Linked DNA regions of Mus musculus: all the other regions are linked to region 4. Evidence: chromatin loops called from intact Hi-C (ENCODE). Cell type or tissue: heart. All regions are shown on one strand.

Region 1 (5,000 bases), 130 kb after region 4:
GTGGAACGGGGTCTGATTTCTCAACCTGAGCGAGGGTGGGCTGAGTTAGAGGAATTTGCAGAGGTAGTGAAGGAGGGCTCTGATACCCCACACACTCATTTGATCCTCCCAGGCCCTGCCCCGCTCTACACTGACTCGTCTTTCCTTGTGTTGTGCCCTAGAGCAGCGCAGGATGGGGGATAGCAGCTTGGGCTTGGCATCCGTACCCACAAAGTTAGAGACGTGATTTTATTTCTATTTAACTGTTCAGGTTTTCCTGTGATTTACCAAAGCTTTTACTGGGAAGTAAGCACGAGAATAATGAAAACATTATCTATCAGTTTCTTCTTAAAATTATGTTGTGTGTGTGTGTGTGTGTGTGTGTGTGTGTGTGTGTGTGTGTGTGAAAGAGAGAGAGAGACAGAGAGACAGAGAGACAGAGAGATCACTTGAGCACATTCACAGTACCTTTTATCTTATTTGCAACATGGTCTCTTCTCCATCCAGCACTCTATACACCACTCACTCACTATACAGCAGGACTACAAGCTTCCTAACTTGCAACATGGTTGCTGCCACAGGGCTTTATCTGAGTTCCTATGATTCAAAGTTAATTCCTCATGCTTGCATGATAAGCACTTTCCCCAGTGAGGCCTTTCCGCCAGCCTAGCAGGTTTCTTTTAGGACATAATGAAAGCAATTCTTTCCAACTCTTCCGTTAACACTATCTCCAGAAGGATTCAAGGTGACAAAAGAAAAAAGAAAAAAAATGCACTCTTTATGATGTGTCTTCTTGCCTCTAGATCAGTGGTTCTCAACCGGTGAGTCGCAACCCCACATATCAGATAGCCTTCGTATCAGTTAATTATATCATGATTCATAACAGTAACAAGATTACAGCTATGAAATTGCAATGAAAATAATTTTATGATCAGGAGTTACCATACTATGAGGACCTGTACTCAAGGGTTGCAGCATTAGGAGAGCTGAAAAACCACTGCTGCAGTTGGAGGAACAAATGTCAAGGCAATATGTTATCCTGAAAGTATAGGGAAGGCGCTCTGCCTTTGCCATATCTACTACACAAACAAAAAACCCAACATTCTCAGACTGCTCTATCCTAGAAGATGTCAAAACACCCACCAAAAGGATGTGGGGGTAAAGACCCTCACAGGAACCCTATGGAAGGATGGGCTTCAGCCCCAAGCCTCTACTTTCAGTTTCCTTAGGGAGGAAAAAGAGGCATCCTGATTGACAGCTGGTGAGGGATGCAGAGGGAGGAGCTGAGGTTCATAGTAACTTCTTTTGTTTGTCCATTTCACAGCCCTTATCAAAATATAGGAATCTCTTGTTCTGAGAGCTGTCTGAAGTAGGTCACTGGCAGGAGAGCGCGAGTCAGTTAGTGTTCACTCATCTATGAAGGCAGATCTTCCTGGGAGGACAGTGGGAGGCTCTAGTATGACATCTACAAGGTCTACTTGCCTGGTTCGCTTTGCTGGGCTGGGGATAGTACTTGGCTTACAAAGGTGGTCTTTCATGTTATGAAGGAAGGAAGAAATTAAGTAAAACTTGCTAAAATCCTAGCTGTTGTTTCTTAACACAAATTGTTGTCTTGTCCTTTGCTTTCCCCCAGAGTTTGAAGGAGAGTCTCACAAAAACATTAGAAGTGAGTCCATGGGGCTCTCCAGCACATATGCCACCCACACGCACATCCCTTCATCTCTAGACCACAAGCAGACTTAGGCCCCAAGTATTGCACACACTGGGTGAGGGGACTTTCCCAATCAAGATCATAGCAACTTGGCCTCCACAGCAAGGTGACAGCTCCGGGTATACAGAGAGATCTTGGAACCAAAGTCCTCACAAGTTACTTCCCTTGTACATAATCGTGGCTGCTAGAACTCTGGCTTTGCTCTTTTGCATATCACATGCTTGGTGGGAATGAGAGCAGAAGTACACGGGCTGAATAGACACTTTTTAGTTCCCGTCTTTTCCCCCTTCTTGCTCAATATCCTGAGGCCATAATTGAACTGTTTTTGTGCATGTAAGCCTGGCACAGGGAGAAAGAGGCAGCTCATTCCACCATCCCCCTACACATAGCCCCGACAGGCATCAGAATATGCCACCATTCTTGGAGTTTGCGTGCAGGACAGATACAGCAGCTAAAGCAAGGGGATACAAGTCACGGGCCCCAGGAAGATGCACTAAATGAGCCTCTCCATCTTTCTACATCTTCTGCAGCGACCAGGTAACAGCTATGCCCAAGGTCTCTTCTTTCACATCCATGTACAGATTGTTTTTACAGTAGGGGATGATGAGACCTCCAAATCCTGGCAGGACAGACTGCAGCTGGGGAAGTGGACGAAAGGCGCATGCCCCGTTGGAAAGCAGCAGAGGAGACAGATATCAGATGCTAAATCTCAGCCTCATCTCAGCCAACGCAGCCAGGGACCTGTCTACCAGTTGCGTTTGCAGGCCTCTGTGCCCTGCAGCCTCTGGTCTTGCACGTGCTTCTGGTCCAGAGGCACTACCCTACTGCCTGCAGAGCTGGGCACCAGCAACTTGCCTCATTCTGGCTCTTAACAAATGTGGGTTTGCCCTCATGATGGGGATTGGGAAGCGCTGCGTTCAGTCTCATTCAGACTTTAAGCTATGGCAGGGCATAGGGTTTCTGTGAGATTCCCACAGTGACAAAGAAAAGAGGCCATATCCCCAGTGGCCCTCGTTCTCCAAACAGGCCCTGGCAACATGGATAGATGATGACAAACAGCTATAAGTCAGACAAGGAAGACTTTTGAGAGGGATCAGTAACTACACATTTGAGTTGCAAGCTTTGCTCCTCTTCTATGCACTGCTGTGCGCTGCTTTTGAAGAGTGTAAGACTGTTTTTTTCCTCTTTCATTTACTATATTTATATTGAAGTCATTAAAAGGGAATGGACCTTGAACTCTACCTCCTATCTTCTGTGTAACTCTGAGAGAGCCATATAATGTTTCTAAGCTTCCTTCTTTACAAGTGGCTATAATAGTAGTACTGGCCTCAAACATTGGTTGTGGGGATAAAGTTGTATATTAAATACTAATGCATAACACTACATTATTGGTACTTGCTATGTGAAATATATTGGCACCGGGTACAGACTAATTCATATAGAGAACCAAAAGAGTGTGCAGTCCCATAAGCAAAGTCATAACTAGATATAGCCTTTCTCTTCCTGCTAGGAGGGGAACTTACTGAACAGATATATATACACCAATGTGTGTGTGTGTGTGTGTGTGTGTGTGTGTGTGTGTAAGATCAGACACAGACTGCAGTGAGTCCTAATGTCCCAAGAAGCTAGCAACAAACAACAAGAGGTGAAGGGGCAAGAGATGAAGCTATTCTCTTCAACCCAATCCCATCCTTAAAACCCTCTACTCAGGCAATCACTAATAGCCAAGAGCTTGTAGCTTGGGAACACTGTGAGAAAAGCTGGTCTCCTATTTCAAAACAGGGGAGAAAGGCTGGGAAAGACTCATTTCCACAGATTCAATTCTACATCCCTGTCATTTCCATCTCTTTAACACCCATTGGGGTCTAATTCCCTTCCCCCCTTCTTCCCTCCCTTCTCCATTTCCCGGTAGAGTAGTATCTGGGGAAATGCCGGGAGTGATTATACTGCCATCTAGTGGCCCACAGACTAAGTTCACCAGGTGGCTGGGACGTTCTCAGCAGCTTGGATGCTCAGTTTGTAGCTTCCCACTTGGCATCTCAAGTTATCAACGCAGGGCAGTCCCGGGATGCGCCAGAGCTATGAATTTGTCTGAAGTCGTGCTGGGGGCTGCCTTTGAAGAAATGTTACTAAGAACATAGTGGAAGTAAACTGTGTGTCGTTAGAAGGTTTGGGCTCTCTGACTCCTGAGGTTGTAGCTTCAACATGAAAATGTAAGCTTGGTATATATTCAACCATGTGCCAGCTGTGAGCGGTGGGTAAATGAATGAAGTCTCTGTGCCTTGGTTTCTTTATCTGTAAAATGAGCATTGAGCTAAGAATTTATTAAGTGACACCCAAAATTTTCCTGGGCCAGCATAGGTTATCTGTGATCCGACAGCTGATGGCAATACAGCTACCAATGTCACAGTAAGCAGTGCAGTGTATAAGCAAGATAAAGGCCCAGAGTGGGGTCCCATGGGTCATCCAGACAGACCCCTTACCCTGCTTCTTGCTTGTAAAAAATGTGGGGCATTGAATTGTCCAGTGTTTAAGGCTCTGTCTCTTTCTCAGACACTGTGACTCTATGCTAGGGTCACCATTAAACTGGTTTAGCCATAAGGCCCAGTTTGACACATTTTCTTCTTATTAAAGCTTGGGGCTGAGCCTTTGTTTAACTACTGTGCAGTTGCTGGGAGTGAGCAGAGGGGTCAGAATGGCCTCTGCATTAACCAGAACAGTCACGGATGTGTCCAGACAGAGGTGAGAAGGCAACAGAAGCTGTCGAATCCAAAAGGCATTTTCCCGTTAGGAAGTAGTCTGGCGGTTCTCTGGTGATGTGGAAAGCTTCAGGCTGACCCTGTTTGCATGGCTCTGCTAACCAATCGAGTTCCACAAGCAGAAAACCAGGCAAGTTATGGGGCTATCTATCTATAAGCTCAGCATATTATACTTTGTGTAGCGGTTTGTCTTCAGTGTCAACCTGATGGGATTCAGAGTCACCATGGAAACATGTCTAGGACAGGGTTGTCTGATTAGGTCAATTAACCAAAACTCAAATGGGACTGTTCTATGGGCTGGGTTCTCAGATCAGTAAAAGGGTGTGGGGCTGAACTGAGCACAGCATCCTGACTGGAGATGTGATATGATCAGATACCTCATGCCCCTGCCACACCGTATCTTCTTAGTCCCGATGAACTATCTATATCTTCAACAACTTTAAACCAAAATAAAATGTTCCTTCTTCCCATAAGTTGCTTTTTTTCTTCAGGTAGTTTGTTGCAGCAACAATGCTGTTAACTGACTCACTCAGATAATCACCTGCCGGGAC
Region 2 (5,000 bases), 50 kb before region 4:
ATCTATCGTTCACGGGAAATAAGCACAATTCAAACAGGCAGTGTGAGGAACACTGAGCAGCTGAGGAATAGGCAGGGGTGAGGGGTAGGAGAGAAAGGGCCAGACGTTTGAGCTAAGAATCGACAGTTTTCATCATGGAAGAACAGACATACATAGGATAGCCTGCATAGGCAGAGCTGCTGTGAGAGTACATTCCAGGAAAACCTTAAGAGATTACTTTAATAATAAACCATGCATTCTTCAGCAAGCTGTCACGGGATTAACTACCCCTTTCTCGGCTGGGAACACAGTCCAGACTCCACCCCACCCTACCACAGGGCAGGTTTTTGTGCAAACGACTGTCCTTATGTGGGGACCTTGGTTTATAAAGCACTGCATTTAATTTTTTTCCTACTTTAATTCTCTAAACAAATTTTAGTGGTGATGAACACCGGGGTGGACTTTGGTGTGTGTGTGTTTCTTATGTGGAGATGTTCATTTTAGACTTACTGAAAAGTTATCAACTTAGATGTGGTAGGAATGGTAAGAAACAGGACCTCCTGGGATAAAAAGAGTTAAATTTATTTTCATCCCCCCCCCCCCCCATAATGTGAGCAGGACATTGAACTACTGCCAAGACCAATATCAGCACCCTAGAGGTATAAAAATACACTGCAAAACCAGAACTCTCTACTGTGGGCTCTTTAGATTTCTGTCTAACACAAGGGTGTTCGCTTTAAGCAGCCACTATGAGCCTGCTGCTCACAAATGAGCTCTTTGGGTCCACATCACTGCTTCACAACTGCAGTTCACAGCAGATGAAATCGTTTTCTTTCTCTGGTTTCTAAGGCAAATCCATTCCATCTAGTGGGAGCAAGTTAACACATTTTGATAATAATCTTTCAACTATATAGATAAAGACAAAGGCCTAAGTGGCCACTTCCACATTGAGAAATGATTCATGTCTGTCTGTAGACTTGTTTCTTTTATATTATCAGAGCCCCTGTTTGTGTGAATGAACTACCTTTTTTTCCCCTAATTTTTGAACTTTTTGAAATGACACCATTTCTCTAGACTACTAGATTTGAGAATCAAAGTGTGATGTTCTCAGAGCTAGCAGAATTAAAGTTCGCACCTATGTCTTGTGCCTTCATAGAACTGAAAAGTAGACCTTCCATCATTCACTGAAAATCCTTTTTTTTTCAACCATAGAAAATTACCTCAGAGGAATATTGGAAGCACACACACACACACACACACACACACACACACCTCTACTCTGCACACCCAAGTGTGAAGGGAATCCAGAGGTCAGGTAGGGGCAGCACCTGGACCAGCTGTGTTGCTCTGTGTCTCTTACTCTCCCTGCATGAGGGCTGCTCCAAGCCTGACCTACTTGCAAGCAGAAACTGCCACTCTCATTGAGCTACCTCAAATTACAGTGATTTTGCAGCTGGGGCTAGGCATGGACCACAAAATACATCCTTGGTGCACCATAAGCCCAATTTGAACCCTGGATTCTCAGTGGTAAAATGCAAATCCATTGTGTTGCTTACTCAATAAAATCAATAACCCGTTTCCATCCAAGTCACAATTTGTCATTTTCATAGTCAGTACATTCTGCTTACAACAGGGGAGGAGGGGCAGGAGGGAGAGGGAAGAAGAGGAGGAGCAGAAGGAAAAACAGACAAGAGGAGGAGGAACAAGAAAAAAAGGACTAAATAAGAAAGTGGAAGAGGAGGAAGGGGGAGGGGAAGGAGGGAAAAGGGGGGAAGGAGGGAGAAGGGGGAGGGGAAGGAGGGAGAAGGGGGAAGGAGGGAGAAGGGGGAGGGGAAGGAGGGAGAAGGGGGAGGGGAAGGAGGGAGAAGGGGAGGAGGATCTTCCCAAAGCTTAATTTCTTAAGTACTTGAAAAGCACCACTGTTTCTGTGACTATTTAACAATTGTCCCCTGACTTTAAAATATACAGAAAAGAAATTGTGAGATTCTATAGGATTCCCAAGGTCTGCTCTGCCGGGCTATCCACAGCTGAGCATCGATGAAACACCTTCCAATACTTATTCACATATCTCAATATTTTCATGAAGGAATAAGAAATGCTGTAGAAACTAGCAGACAAAGTCATGTTATCTACGTGTGGGTGGATATACACTGAAATGATCACAAATGTAGATCATTTATATGGAGGCTAACTTGTTTTGTTTAGGCCAGTTTAATAGCGAGAATATGCTCGAGCGTGATATTAAATTTCAATAACAGGGCATCTTTTTACTTGGGCACACATAGATTTCCCTCCTGTTTAAGCACGTTCACAATTAAAGAATAGTGATTTTCTTTAAAGGTAACAATCCAGTCACATGCCCAGCTTTAGAAAGGACAGACTGGACCCGGGAACGGAAAGTCAGGAGTAAAGGCGCGTCTTTGTTCAAAATGCCCCAGGCGGTTTAGGATGAGTTCGCAGTTCGCGTGCCACGCCACTCGAAGTGGCAATCCAGGGAACGGATCTGCGAAACGCAGCTCAGAGGATCCCATCCTTTTCCTCCAGAATTTCCCTTTTCCTGTCCTTACGTGCACCCTTTCTGGCCCAAGGCAGTGTGGGGCTCCTGGCCCGGGTTGTGTGCACGCTCCTTTTTCCGGGTCTCTGCGATCGCCCCCAGCTGGCCGGGCGCACGGGGCGCAGGAGGCGCAGGAGGCGCCGGATCTCCGTGGCTTTAGTTCGAGTTAATAAACAGTTAAGTTTGGAAGACTCGGCAGACACGTTGAGGGGGAGTTACCAAGTCCAGGCAGCAAAAACATCCCGCCGCCACATTCCTGGAGAGTCCTCAGAGCCAGCATCTGATTAGAACCATATCTCTACCGGGAGTGGCCGCGCGGCTATTTAAGTGGCGTTCTCCGCGTCCTCGGCGCTGCAGCCTTGAGGCTTCGGGCGCGGGGAAGTCATGCTGGCTCCACAGAAGCACTAGCTAGTCCGTGAGTAACTCTGCCATCCCCCTTCCCTTCGGTCCCTTCTTTCTTTCTTTCTTTCTTTCTTTCTTTCTTTCTTTCTTTCTTTCTTTCTTTCTCTTTTTTTCCTTTTTTTTCTTTTTTTTTCTTTTTTTTCTTTTTTTGCGACCTACTTCTCTCCTTTGCTGGCTCCTCTCTTCCCATCCCTGCCTTGGCTGCAGACCTTGGGCGCTGGGGAAATCTTACAAATGAGACAGTGTACTCCGGGGAGAGCAGCGGGTTTTGTGGCCTGACATCTGTGGAATGCTTCCAAGGAATGCATTTTACCTTTGGGGTCGGACTCAAGGCGCCCATCCTGTGACATTTAACGAGTCCCTGTGTGTGTGTGTGTGTGTGTGTGTGTGTGTGTGTGTGTGTGTGTGTGTGTTGTACACGAGCCCTAGTTTTTAGGGCTTAGGGGACATCCCAGGGAATGCGCGGTGTGGCTGCTGACCACCTAATAAACTCCTGAATGATGTTCAGTTTTACTGTGCGACAAAGGCTGGGGACATGGTCTGTGCCTCCGAGGAGCTATTTTCTGCTGACTGACAGCACAGGGCATTAAAAATGTGAACTTTGTCTTATACCAGCATTCCTAAGAAAAGTATCTGCCCAAGCCACGTAACAAACTTGTTTTAAATCGTGAAGCGTTTGAATGCTGTTTTTCTTGACTGTTGTAAATTATTTGGAAGGATTAAGAATTCAAGAAGAGGGACTAAACTGTGTTTAAAACCTTGGAGACCCTGCCAACGTAGCGGTTCTCTTTGCGGCATAGAGCTGGCTGTTATTTCTTCCTGCCTGCTCTCCTCCACTTAATCCTGAGTCTGGAATTCAGCTCTGTAGTCGGTTTCAGATGGGAGCTGTGTGAATCCGAAGGGAAATTTAACTGGATTAAAAACAGTTAAAAAATATGGATGTTATCTCCACCCGAGGCACCCCCTCCCACCCTTTCCTCTTTCTTCGCCTGTGTTTGGAAGAAAGGGAGCCACCCTGTAAACCGAGAAGAGCAAAAACGAGCAAGCTTCCAGGCACATGGAAAGCTTTAAAAATTATGGAGGGGCAACTTCATGAATAGTAAATGTTGCTGTTGCTCTATAAAGATGAAAAAATTTCTGGCCCTAATCAGGCAAAGCAGGAGGGGAAGGGTGGAGGTAGATATAACTCCAACCTAAGTAATGGCAGAAAATTTGCCAAAATCCCTTGGAGATAGCTGATAAGGCTCCAGGAACGCTTCTGATGGGATGTCTAACCTACCTAGTTTACAATCTTGAGGCCTGGGTTCTGCACATAGTAGCAGTGACTGGTTGTTTAGAAAGGAGGGACTAGCCAGGACTCGGGAGCCACTGCTACCAAATGGCTTTTCATGGTGCTATCTTGTCCTGGATTAGGCTGCCCTGTTTTAGCTAGCTACCCCACCCACCAAGGACTCTACCTCTCTCCACTCCCTTGGTTGAGGCAGGGCACAGCAGTACTGAAAGAAATGTACTGGCTTGAGAATTTAGGAGTGTTGGGGATTCAGGCTTTGGAGAGGAAAACAGCTATCTAGACAAAGCAATGCTAGAGGAACACAGCTCAGAAGGCGAGATTAGCAAGAGCCCTTGAGAAAGCACCAGAGAGGTGTGGTGGTCTCTTCCAGCACTCGCATCAGACACAGACCACTTCTTCCCTAGTTCGTAGTCACTGTCTCCTAAAACTCGCTGGGTTCTTCCCAAGCCTTGTTTAAAAACCTAATCACAAACCCCTTCTTCCTCTACTGCAAACTCAAGCCCTTTTGTCCAACCGCGAGTCTAGAAACTTTTTCCCTGTAGGCTGCTATGCTCCGTCTTTGCCCTGAGTTCTGGAGAAGGAACCCAGGACCTTGGGCATGCTTGACAAGCCATGGAGCTGCGCTTCTCAATTCCTGGTTGGATGGTCTTACTCTGTAAACCCAGTCTAGACTTAAACTCATCATCCTCCTGCCTCTGCCTCAGGAGCCCTAGGACTGTAGGCGGAGGTGAGCACACCTCGCTAAGCTGGGCCACTTGTATTATGGCAGAAGAG
Region 3 (5,000 bases), 200 kb before region 4:
GGCTAAGCATATTCAAACCATCACATATTCAAACCATAACACACCCATCAAACAGATACATGGGCATAGATGTAATTAAAAATTAAAATTTATAAAAGCAGTAATGATAACAATACTGACTTCAAAAGACTTAGGGGATTCCTATGAAAATAATCTACTCAGCTATCACGCCATATAAGCAGGATTGGCCACAACCCCAGCTGTGGTTGACCATAATAGTGCACAGAGCTGCTAGCTGCCCATGGCAACTCAGTGGTGTGGCCGATGACTGTGAGCTATTGGATCCTCCCCAGTATGGCTTTGGATGACAGGTTATCCATTGGTTTGGTTAAACACGCTTTGAGATGCAGCGGCAGTCGGTGGTACTCTTACCTAGTCCTCCTCCCCTGCCTCCTCTCCCTACCCATGAGACCCACTGTGGGATGCTACCACTTTCTATTGCCCCCTCCTTTTTTTTTTTTATCCTGCTTGCTCTTTCCCCACCCCTAGTCAATATTTTTCATTTTAGTCCACCTTAGCATATCCAAGCCAACGCAACAGGTCTAAAAAATAGCATCTGCTGTGTAATAAAGAGCACTGCTTATGACTATCAACCAATTGAGTGACAGGAACCGTAAGCATGATGTCCTTGTGGGAATTCAGAGAAAGAAAAAAAAAAAAAAAACTCATTTCGAACCAATGTATATAAAGTTTCCATGGGAGAGGGATATTTTGAGCTATCTGGAAAGATCTCAAAAGTAAGCTTTACTGAAGACCGGGAACTGGCCGTTTGAGCTTGGAAAAGACTAAGCACAGAAAGAGAATCTAGAGGCTGGACATGTTTCATCATTGGCTGGCACGTAAAGTACATGCTCTGTCCCAGTTCCTCGGAGGACCAAAAGGGGAGTGTGGGACTCCACCGTGAAGGGACGCGAACTGGTCAACAAACAAATCTCAGTGGCCTGCAAAACACACAATTGTTTATCATTCGTGTGGCCCAGTAGTGGCTGTGACCGCCGCTGTGATTCTTTCTTGTGCCTTCTCACACTACTCTGTACTCAGCTGAAGGGGCTTCCCAAGGGACAGGACTTCCAGAAACATACCACAGTGTTAGAAGAGTGCAGATAAGCCACGTGGCATGTCTGCTCATAGCTCATTGGCCAAAACAAGTCACGTGGTCAACCGTGCCAGCTATAGAGCAGAGAATACCCTCTAAACACAGGAAACACTGAAAATTCCATAGCAATGCGGATATATCCTCGCTTTGTAGAAAGGAAGCCTATACAGTTAGTAAGAATAGATCAATCTACCACCAATAAGAAATTGATAAAATGCAAATGCTTACTATTTAATTAGACTTACATTACACTATCGCCAGTGTAAACGTCGGTATGGCATGGGGAGAAGGGAGAATATTGAATGGTCCAGACAGGAAGTGATGGCCGACTGTCAAACATGGGTAAAGCATATCCACAGTGAGAGCAAGGATCCTCCTGTGAGGACCAGGCGCTGCCCTTCCCGTGATGGAAGTGATCCAATGAAGTATCAATGAAGGCATATTGATAGTGGTGTATGGGCAGACAAACTGACCCGTGAAACACAATAAAAAGTTATTAAAAGCCTCTTGCAAATAGTTATCCAACTCATGATAGAAGTGTCACGACAACGTTACAAGGACAGGATTTTTTTTTCTTCTTGAAGCAATAAAACAGGACAGTGGACACTGCCTGTTATTATTTAATGGTGGCAGCGATGAGTGATAAGTCAGACTATAGCTTTTGATGGGGAGGGGAAAAAATAAATAAAACAGTCATGCCAGACAAAGAGATGACCGCAGATTAGCACTAACTTGGCAAGTATGTCTGAAATACAAGGAATGTCTCACTTCCCAGGTCATAAATACCCCCGTGCAGGTGTGTTGTTATTGTTTTGTTTTGCTTGATTTTGTTTTAACACCATGACACATCAGGGGTTGAGTGGACAGTCTTCAGCCTTACTAGATCATATAATTACTAGATCATATATAATCACTAGATCACATAACCACTGCACCATCTAGCACAGGAACAGGCGGGCAGGAAAAGCCCTCCCCTCCCGCTCTTTAACCTTCAAGTTGTTGGCTCTAACTCAGCAGTGCACCCAGTCCGCCCTTGAACATCTATTGCTGAGGGTCGTGTGCTTCTGAGCCACTTCTCAAGAGACAGAGATCTGTTGGTCAGATTATGGGCAGACCTGGTTAGTCAGTGGTTTAAAGCTACCACATCGGTGACGCAATCCCTGGAACTTTGTGGAACTTTTAAGGCCAGATTCCCTGCTGTGCGAGGTAAAGACACTCTCTCCACTTGTTCCTACTGATGAGTTGAAAAGCATTTGTTCACTTAAACAACTTTTTTTGGAGTAGGGCAAAAGGACGGACTGGGACAAGACAGTGAAATGTGAACTGAAGGGAATGGAGGGACAGGCCAAATTGGCAGATGGCACGTCTCGTTTCAGCTTTTAAAAATAATGTTGCTTTAAGAACAAGGGGGAGAAAAAAATCTCAAGCCAAGAAACATCAACAGTAAGTTTTCCTTCTTTCCCCTCTTCAGATATGCTGAAGCCAGGTTTAATTTTATGTCAGGAAAGAATTCCCTCCTGAGATTTTCCTGGCTACGGTTCAGTTGAGGATAATGTTTTCCAGCCTTGTTTCCAGAGGCCCTGAAAAGCTGAAGGGAAACGGGCAAGCAGTCTTGCAGGTCTCATCCTGAACCAGCAGGGGGCGCTGTGATGACAAAGAAATCCCGGGCCTCTCGGACCTGGGTGCTGTCTGAATGCAGGCAACTTTAGGTATCGTTTCTGAGGCTAGCTAAAACTTGAAACATTTACAAGTTGCATTTATATTTCTTACTTAATACAAAGCCTTCATGCTTCATTTTCAATCCAAAGGGGGCGGGGGCTTAGATATTTGAATAGATTTCCAGAAATGTGCAACGCCCAGCCTTCTTTCATGATTATTCAGGTCATTGTGTAGTGAGATGCCCCATGGATGTCTAAATGGGACACCCAGAGCACTTAAAAGCCATTGCAAAAATATCACCCAAATGTACCTGCCCTTGCTGAGTCATGGCTGCTAAAATCGCTTAACCGTTCGATACGCCTTTGTTTTCAAATTGCTTGAATCCACTTAAAACTTGAGGAGGAGTAAGACAGGGAAGCTAGACACACTGATTATCATCACAACCAATCTTTGACTCTGAGTTCACCAATGTGTTTGAAGTCCTACACTACATCCACACAATGTAATTCCCCCGCCAAGTTAAGAATTACGTGACTATCAGCATTGCAAAGGACTCTCAGTCTCACCTACCCCTGGGTACTCAGTTGCTTCCAGCATCTATAGAACCCTATGAATGCAACCTTACAAAGCTAACATCCAACTGTTACTAACATTGCTTGTATATAAGTCTGGGATGCCATATAGGCAATGTCTGCAGGAGTATGATGTGGAGGTTTCAAAAGATAGAAGTCCTGAATCAGTTCAGGGGACTATTTCAGAGACCCGGGTGCAGTTCTGAATGTTTATACTCCAAGCACATGGATTTTGGAGTAGGTATGTATTACTTCTCAAGAGGCAGGAGCTGAGGGGCCAGACAGAAAGAAAATAGAAAGAGATGTCATATTCATCTGCTGCTATCAAAGTTTCTCTTTCTCCTTCCTCTCTCTCCTTCCTTGCACTCTATCCATTTATCTCTGTGTCTTTCTCCATCTCCCTGTGGTAGCTGTTGGGGGCCTGTAATCTTGCTACTTATTTGCTAACATAGGCTAGCTATTGATGCTCTCTGAGAATCAGGTCCCCTGACTTCTACTCTCTCTGAAGAGCAGAGCTGAGTCTTTTAGGCCTAGTGATTTGGAAAATCTGATTTCACATCTCCAAACCACTCAAGTCCTAATTCTGGGCACGTGCATTCCATATCTTCTTGCAGCTGGAACCCCATCTTGGTAAGGCAATTGAGCAAACTCACTTACGTGCTAAGTAGCATCCTGTTAAACCCCAGGAATCCCCAGTTTTGGCTTTAAACTGAGTGACTGCTGCTTCTTGCATCCCTTCTTTCTCCAAAAGTGATCTCCTCTGTTGCCGTGACACGCAGGCAAACCTGTAGTCTTTCCTCAGCAACTGACTAAATTAGATCAAGAGTAAGGGAACAGTTCTCTGAGTACTCTTCCACAAGAGATTGTAGAGAGGAAGGCTGGGTACCCCCATTTTTCTTCCCTCTGGGAAAGAGAGAAATTGCCTTTGACTGTGTGCACACAGTATTCTGTAGCTCCTGGACCTGACCTCTTTTGTCTTGTGCTCAATAATGTTGTATAAAGAATAAGGCAGGTAAGAGCTGGCCAATGCCTCACTACTAGCTCATCTTTGACAGACTCCTCAGACTCTCAATTCAGGCACTGCATATTCACTGCCCTTGCTTCCGGTCTGAATCATAAACTTCAGAAGACTCTCCAGTTATGTATGAAAAGGGTGAAGGCAGATAAAGTTCTTTGGAAGGGAGAAAACGTAGCCGTTACGCGTAGAGCTGGTACTTGAAATCGCTTCCTCCGCGGTTAAGACTTGCATTAGTTCAGTGTGGTCAGCAAATAGCAAGCAAAGGCCTGCCACAAGCCAAACAAGAAGACATCCCCTGCCTTCTAAACACTACTTTTTACTATTTAGCATTTAAAATCCAAAGCCCATACTGCTAATGCATAGGTAGGGCCAGTGGGAGAGCTTTAGTGCAAGAACTGATAACACGAACTCAGAGCTGCAGGTGGATTATTTGAGCTAACTTTGGGGTTGTGGGGAACAGCAATTATTAGGCAGGGGAAAAAAGGGAATAATTTCAAGTAGAGATAATAACAGTGTGTGCAAGAAAACACTTGCAAAGGTCATCTCAAAGTTAGTGTGTGTGCCTTTGCAGTGGTAGGTAAGGATGTGGAATCTGGGCCATGGCAAAGCAACAGCAGCTGGATATATGAGGGAGTTTGGAGTCTTTATTTGAAAT
Region 4 (5,000 bases):
ATTAACTTATCACTGCACAGTAGTGCTTCTTGTGCCTTGCTATGAAGAGGTCAAAATGGGAGAATAAGGTGCTGGAGTCAGGGCCAACACTCTTTAGTTTGTCCCTCTAGGCATGGACTGTGAACTTCCTGATTTGATTATGTTCTTGATTCAGTTCCCTCACTGAGAAATAGGCATGTTGATCAAGTGAGGTGTCCCTTCTGTGTGAATGGAGCAAATGTGTTCCTAGTTAGATGCCAGCATTTGTGACAGTAAAAGAATCAAATGCCAGAAAGATTAAGAGAGAGCTCCCTAAATCAGGTATAGCCATATATACCTGAGCAGACCTTGGATGCTGGCTCCACACCCAGTTGCCCAACACCCATTGGAGGCCTGGGTTTCCTGAAGAATACATGACATGGAGGCAGACACTAGAGATAACAGTCCCTGACTCAGGTCACCATTCCCCAGGAAGAGGCTCTGCTTTCAGCTGCTTTATCTCCTCCACATTTCTTATAACTCCTCAACCCTAACTTCTGGCAAAGCGTAGTGAGCGACAGGTGGCAGGAAGCACTTTTATTTGAAGCAGCCTTCCCAGGATAATAGCCTTTCCTCCATTCTTATATGTAAGTCTAAAACTACGTTGACCTCAACTAAAATTTATCTTCCCTCTGTATCGGTGTGTCAACTCAGGCAGTGTTCAAAAGCAGAGAGACTTTGAAAGAGGAGAGACTTTTGAGGCCCCATGTCCATTTGTGACAGCTGGTTTTCATAAGTGCCCAGCAGGAACCAACTGTTAGATGCAAATACAAAACAATGACTGGGCACAGCGGATTATCTTAATTAACTACTTAATAATCATTGTAATTTGCATACGTAAATCTGTCCACTTAACAAATCTGTCTTGCTATTGAAAAATCCTATTCAGGGTACATCCATACATGTTTGATAAATATTTTTGTTTTTCATGATCAGGACCTTATAGGGGTATATTACTCTTCATAAGAAGGAAAGTAGAAAGGTATGGTAGAAAGAATATGCACAAAGCATTTGAAGGCTAGCTAGACAGTGCTAATGAGCTAAGTTTCTGAGAGATTTAATGTCTTAGAGTCATTATTTCAGAGCCAGTTTCATAACTTCATAAAGTATTTTGCCTTGGGAGTGCTCTACAAATACGCCCAGAAAGTCATGCTTTTTTTAAAATTTAAGAATCCTTGTCATAGGGTTGAACACAGCCAAAGTATGCTATATGGATGCTTGAAAATGCCATGATGAAGCCCATTATTTCATACAATCAGCTCATCATTATAAAAAATAAAATAAAAGAATCCTCTTCAAGTTTGTCTCCTGATAACTTCTTTCTCCCTCTTCCTTCAGGTACGGTCCCAGTAACACCCCCCCAAGCAGGACCCTGGACGCCTGTTGTCTACAGTCCTTCGACAACTGTGGTCCCAGGAGCCATAATAAGTGGCCAGCCTCCCAGTTTTGGCCAGCCACTCGTTTTTGGTACAACCCCAGCAGTACAAGTCTGGAATCAGTCTCCATCATTTGCAACCCCAGCTTCCCCTCCACCCCCCACAGTTTGGTGTCCTACCACATCTGTGGCGCCCAACGCTTGGTCATCCACAAGCCCTCTGGGGAATCCTTTTCAGAGTAATAATATCTTTCCACCTCCCACCATGTCCACTCAGTCCTCTCCTCAGCCTATGATGTCCTCTGTTCTGGCCACACCGCCTCAACCACCTCCCCGAAATGGCCCACTAAAGGACATTCCCAGTGACGCTTTCACTGGCTTAGACCCCCTTGGGGATAAAGAGGTCAAGGAAGTGAAAGAAATGTTTAAGGACTTCCAGCTGCGGCAGCCACCTCTTGTTCCCTCAAGGAAGGGGGAGACGCCTCCCTCTGGGACTTCAAGCGCCTTCTCCAGTTACTTCAACAATAAAGTTGGCATTCCTCAGGAGCATGTAGACCATGATGATTTTGATGCCAATCAACTGTTGAACAAGATTAATGGTAAGTTTGCTCAAGTACCTGCCAACTAATATTCAGCCCCATCCATATAGACATATGGCCCAATGGGGAGCTCAGAGGACCTTCTTTGTTCATCAGTAGTCTACCTCCTGCTTCCTCTGGCACTCAGGGCTGTGGAGGTCACTTAACCATTCACCTTAGAGCCCTTTACCTCAGCCAATCCCGGGGACTGGCCCAATGCTGCCCTCTAGTGACTGTTCTCAAAGGGCTTTCAAGAGCCATTGAAAGATGGATTGTGACTTTCCGAGAGCTGAATGATTATCCCATATGCCATGACTACAAGGAAGGGACCTGTGAGTGTCTCCTGTTTCAGATAGTGTATATATGTAACTGAATGATTATCTAACCCATATGCCATGACTACAAGGAAGGGACCTGTGAGTGTCTCCTGTTTCAGATAGTGTATATATGTAACTTTCTGTTCTGTGATGGAGAGATAGATTCCTGGTGTATGTGGTGATTTCTAGCTCACTGGGGTAAAGAACTAAGTTTCAAAGCTAAGCCATCAAGTGAATATGTGCTGTGTGTGAACACAGCTTGTCTACTAACTACTTGGGTTCTTTGCCTTCCAGAACCACCAAAGCCAGCCCCGAGACAAGGTGTCCTCTTGGGTACCAAGTCTGCTGACAATTCACTCGAGAACCCTTTCTCCAAAGGGTTCAGCTCATCAAACCCCTCTGTAAGTATCAAATGCCACATACACCTATAGCTTCCTGAGCCTACCTTTCCTGTACATTAACTCTTTGATGAGAATGCCTATGTGGCTGTGATGTGTTCTTAGGAAACTTCATAGTATAAACATCCCATCAAGCTGGAGTGAGATTATGTTTCATGGGCACTATCATCCCCTGAACTTGAGGAATAATACCATCAAAACCTCTCCTTTGTGCTTCACTTAATCTGTCTTATGCAAACATTGATGGGAGAAGCTGAATCAAAATAGACTCTTAAGAACCTTTAAAGATTAAAATTCTTAATCTCCCATTGATCGTCCATCAAAAACAATTCTTCCAAGTTGAGGGAGACAAATGCAATTTTCTCCCCAGCTTTTAACATTGTCTGATTGGCTTACCATCTAACTGGTGCTTAAAGGAAATTGGGATTCTATTATGTGTTTTTGTTATCGCTATAATAGTGTTTGTTCTGTTTGGCTTCATCCCCTAGGTGGTTTCTCAGCCTGCATCTTCTGATCCCCACAGGAGCCCTTTCGGAAATCCTTTTGCCTAGCTTCTGTAAGTGGAAGAGCCTACTTAGTGTTGTCTTGGAGTAGGTGGACGGTGAGAGATGGTGATGTAGAGGGAAAAGCATGAGATTTTATTTTTAGAATTTTAAGGAGGTTGAGTATGTGTAATTTAAGAGTAGCAGATATGGAAATCAATGCTCTGATAATTTAATAATAAATATTAAGTATTTTAAAAATATTTTTGCAGTCATAATCTAGTTAGGAGATGTAAAAATTTAGGTTGTATGTTGATTCTTCAGTTCTATGTGGAAATAAATTCAATAGAACATATATTTTTAACCTTCTACATTTTTTTTTTCATTTTTGTGACAAGGTTTCACATATCTCTGCTTGACTTCAAATTCTCTCTGTAATGGGAAATGACTTTATTCTGATCCTCCTGCCTCCACCTCCTAAGTGCTAGGATTACAGACGTGTACCATCACACCCAGTTTTCTGTAGTCCTGGAGATGAAACCCAGGCTTCATGAATGAAGCCCTATCCCAGCTAAATTCCAAGACTTACCTTTAAAAGAACGATGTTCAAGGAGAAGCATGGATAAGTCAGCTAAACAAAGAACAATACGACATCTCTGCCATTTCTTTCTTCAATGGTGATCTCAAGTTGGTCTCTGTGGTGGGATACATCACTCTAACAGCAGTGACTGCCGGAAATGCTACCTTGAGAAGCAGTAAACATTCAAAATGAGTCAGAGGCTTGGGTGTTCCATCTCTAGTGGAAGTTATTCTAGAAAAGCTGAATCTCTGCCAGGGTGTCATGTAATCTGTTCTTTTCAACAATAAATGACAACAGTTGTGTTTTAATATTATAACATCAAAGTGAAGAGAAGGAGGAAGCTATATAACACTATATATAGGAGGCATAGCAGAAAGGGGCAAAATAAGACAAATAAATCCAAATCCCTTTTATTCCAATATTTCCTCATCCAAACAAAGCTAATCTCTATTTTGATTCATATATAATAGATAAGTTCCTCACATATATCAATCATAAGATATATTTCCCATTATCCATGGAAAATGCATTTCAAACTTCCATGAGGATTTTTGAAACCATGAATCACAGACTAGTGCCAACCAACTTTTTTCCTTATACATAAATACCTAAATTTTAATTGATAAATTAAACAGAGATTAACAGCCAACATGAATAACAACAACCTGTAAAGTTCATAGATTGGGTGAAGAATCATTTTTTTTTTTTTGTCGTGTTGCTGCAACAAAATACCTGACACCCAAGAGGTAAAAGGTTCATGGTCCAAGTCCATCATGGTAGAGATGGTCATAGTAGCAGGAACTTTCATCATTGGCCAACAAACAGAGAGATATGAGCACTGCTCAGCTTGCTTTCACCCCCTTACTTAACTCAGGATCCTATCCCAAGGATTCCCATCCTATATTTAGGGTGGTTCTTCCTAGTTCAGTTACTCTGATCCAGATATAGATGTATTTGGTCTAAAGCCACACTCCATTCTTTAAACTAGCCTTGATGTTATTATATAGTTGTGACTAGCTTTGAACCCATTCTCCTCTTTCCTTGGCCTTCTGAATGTTGAAGCCATCCACATGTACTATCATATCTGGTGTATATTACTGTCTTGTTCAATGTTTAGATCAGTTCTGGGATATAGTATCATTAACCCCTGAAAATAATGTTTTAATATGCAGTACTTTGATATTCAACCCAAATGCTTTAACCATTATTTTCCATGTTTCTCTAGGAAGTTGTAATGATGACTATCCAGATG

What was found. A loop is a pair of places that touch in the nucleus more often than their neighbours do. Peaks named below come from ENCODE experiments on the same cell type or tissue, not always from the same donor. Only the 100,000 strongest peaks of a DNase experiment are listed, where the experiment ranks them.
Region 1: a loop joins it to region 4, with 2.1 times the contacts of the local background. A loop is called at or near these places in 5 of 42 quality-filtered maps.
Region 2: a loop joins it to region 4, with 2.4 times the contacts of the local background. A loop is called at or near these places in 6 of 42 quality-filtered maps.
Region 3: it touches region 4 in a loop (8-fold over the local background); 27 of 42 quality-filtered maps call a loop at or near these places.

What each region holds. Positions count from the first base shown.
Region 1 is chr15:6,567,437-6,572,436 of GRCm38, forward strand. It overlaps a transcript of Fyb not described here. Among named protein-coding and RNA genes, the nearest start is that of Fyb, 9.9 kb to the right of the region's middle. In heart, no CTCF peak of the experiment used is centred here; a DNase peak (open chromatin) is centred at 1,905.
Region 2 is chr15:6,383,985-6,388,984 of GRCm38, forward strand. It overlaps Dab2 (disabled 2, mitogen-responsive phosphoprotein), which reads left to right and starts at 2,764. Exons shown (of 15, transcript NM_023118.5): 1 at 2,764-2,948. In heart, a CTCF peak has its summit at 2,642 (motif pointing left); DNase peaks (open chromatin) are centred at 287, 2,617, 3,217 and 4,337; H3K4me3 peaks cover 3,032 bases; H3K27ac peaks cover 2,849 bases.
Region 3 is chr15:6,235,643-6,240,642 of GRCm38, forward strand. No RefSeq gene overlaps it. Among named protein-coding and RNA genes, the nearest start is that of Gm16311, 72 kb to the right of the region's middle. In heart, no CTCF peak of the experiment used is centred here; DNase peaks (open chromatin) are centred at 2,219 and 2,719.
Region 4 is chr15:6,433,809-6,438,808 of GRCm38, forward strand. Dab2 (disabled 2, mitogen-responsive phosphoprotein) reads left to right here. Exons shown (of 15, transcript NM_023118.5): 12 at 1,357-1,992; 13 at 2,583-2,689; 14 at 3,175-3,242; 15 at 4,974-5,000. The coding sequence ends at 3,237. Among named protein-coding and RNA genes, the nearest start is that of C9, 9.0 kb to the right of the region's middle. In heart, CTCF peaks have their summits at 2,202 (motif pointing left) and 2,422; a DNase peak (open chromatin) is centred at 1,673.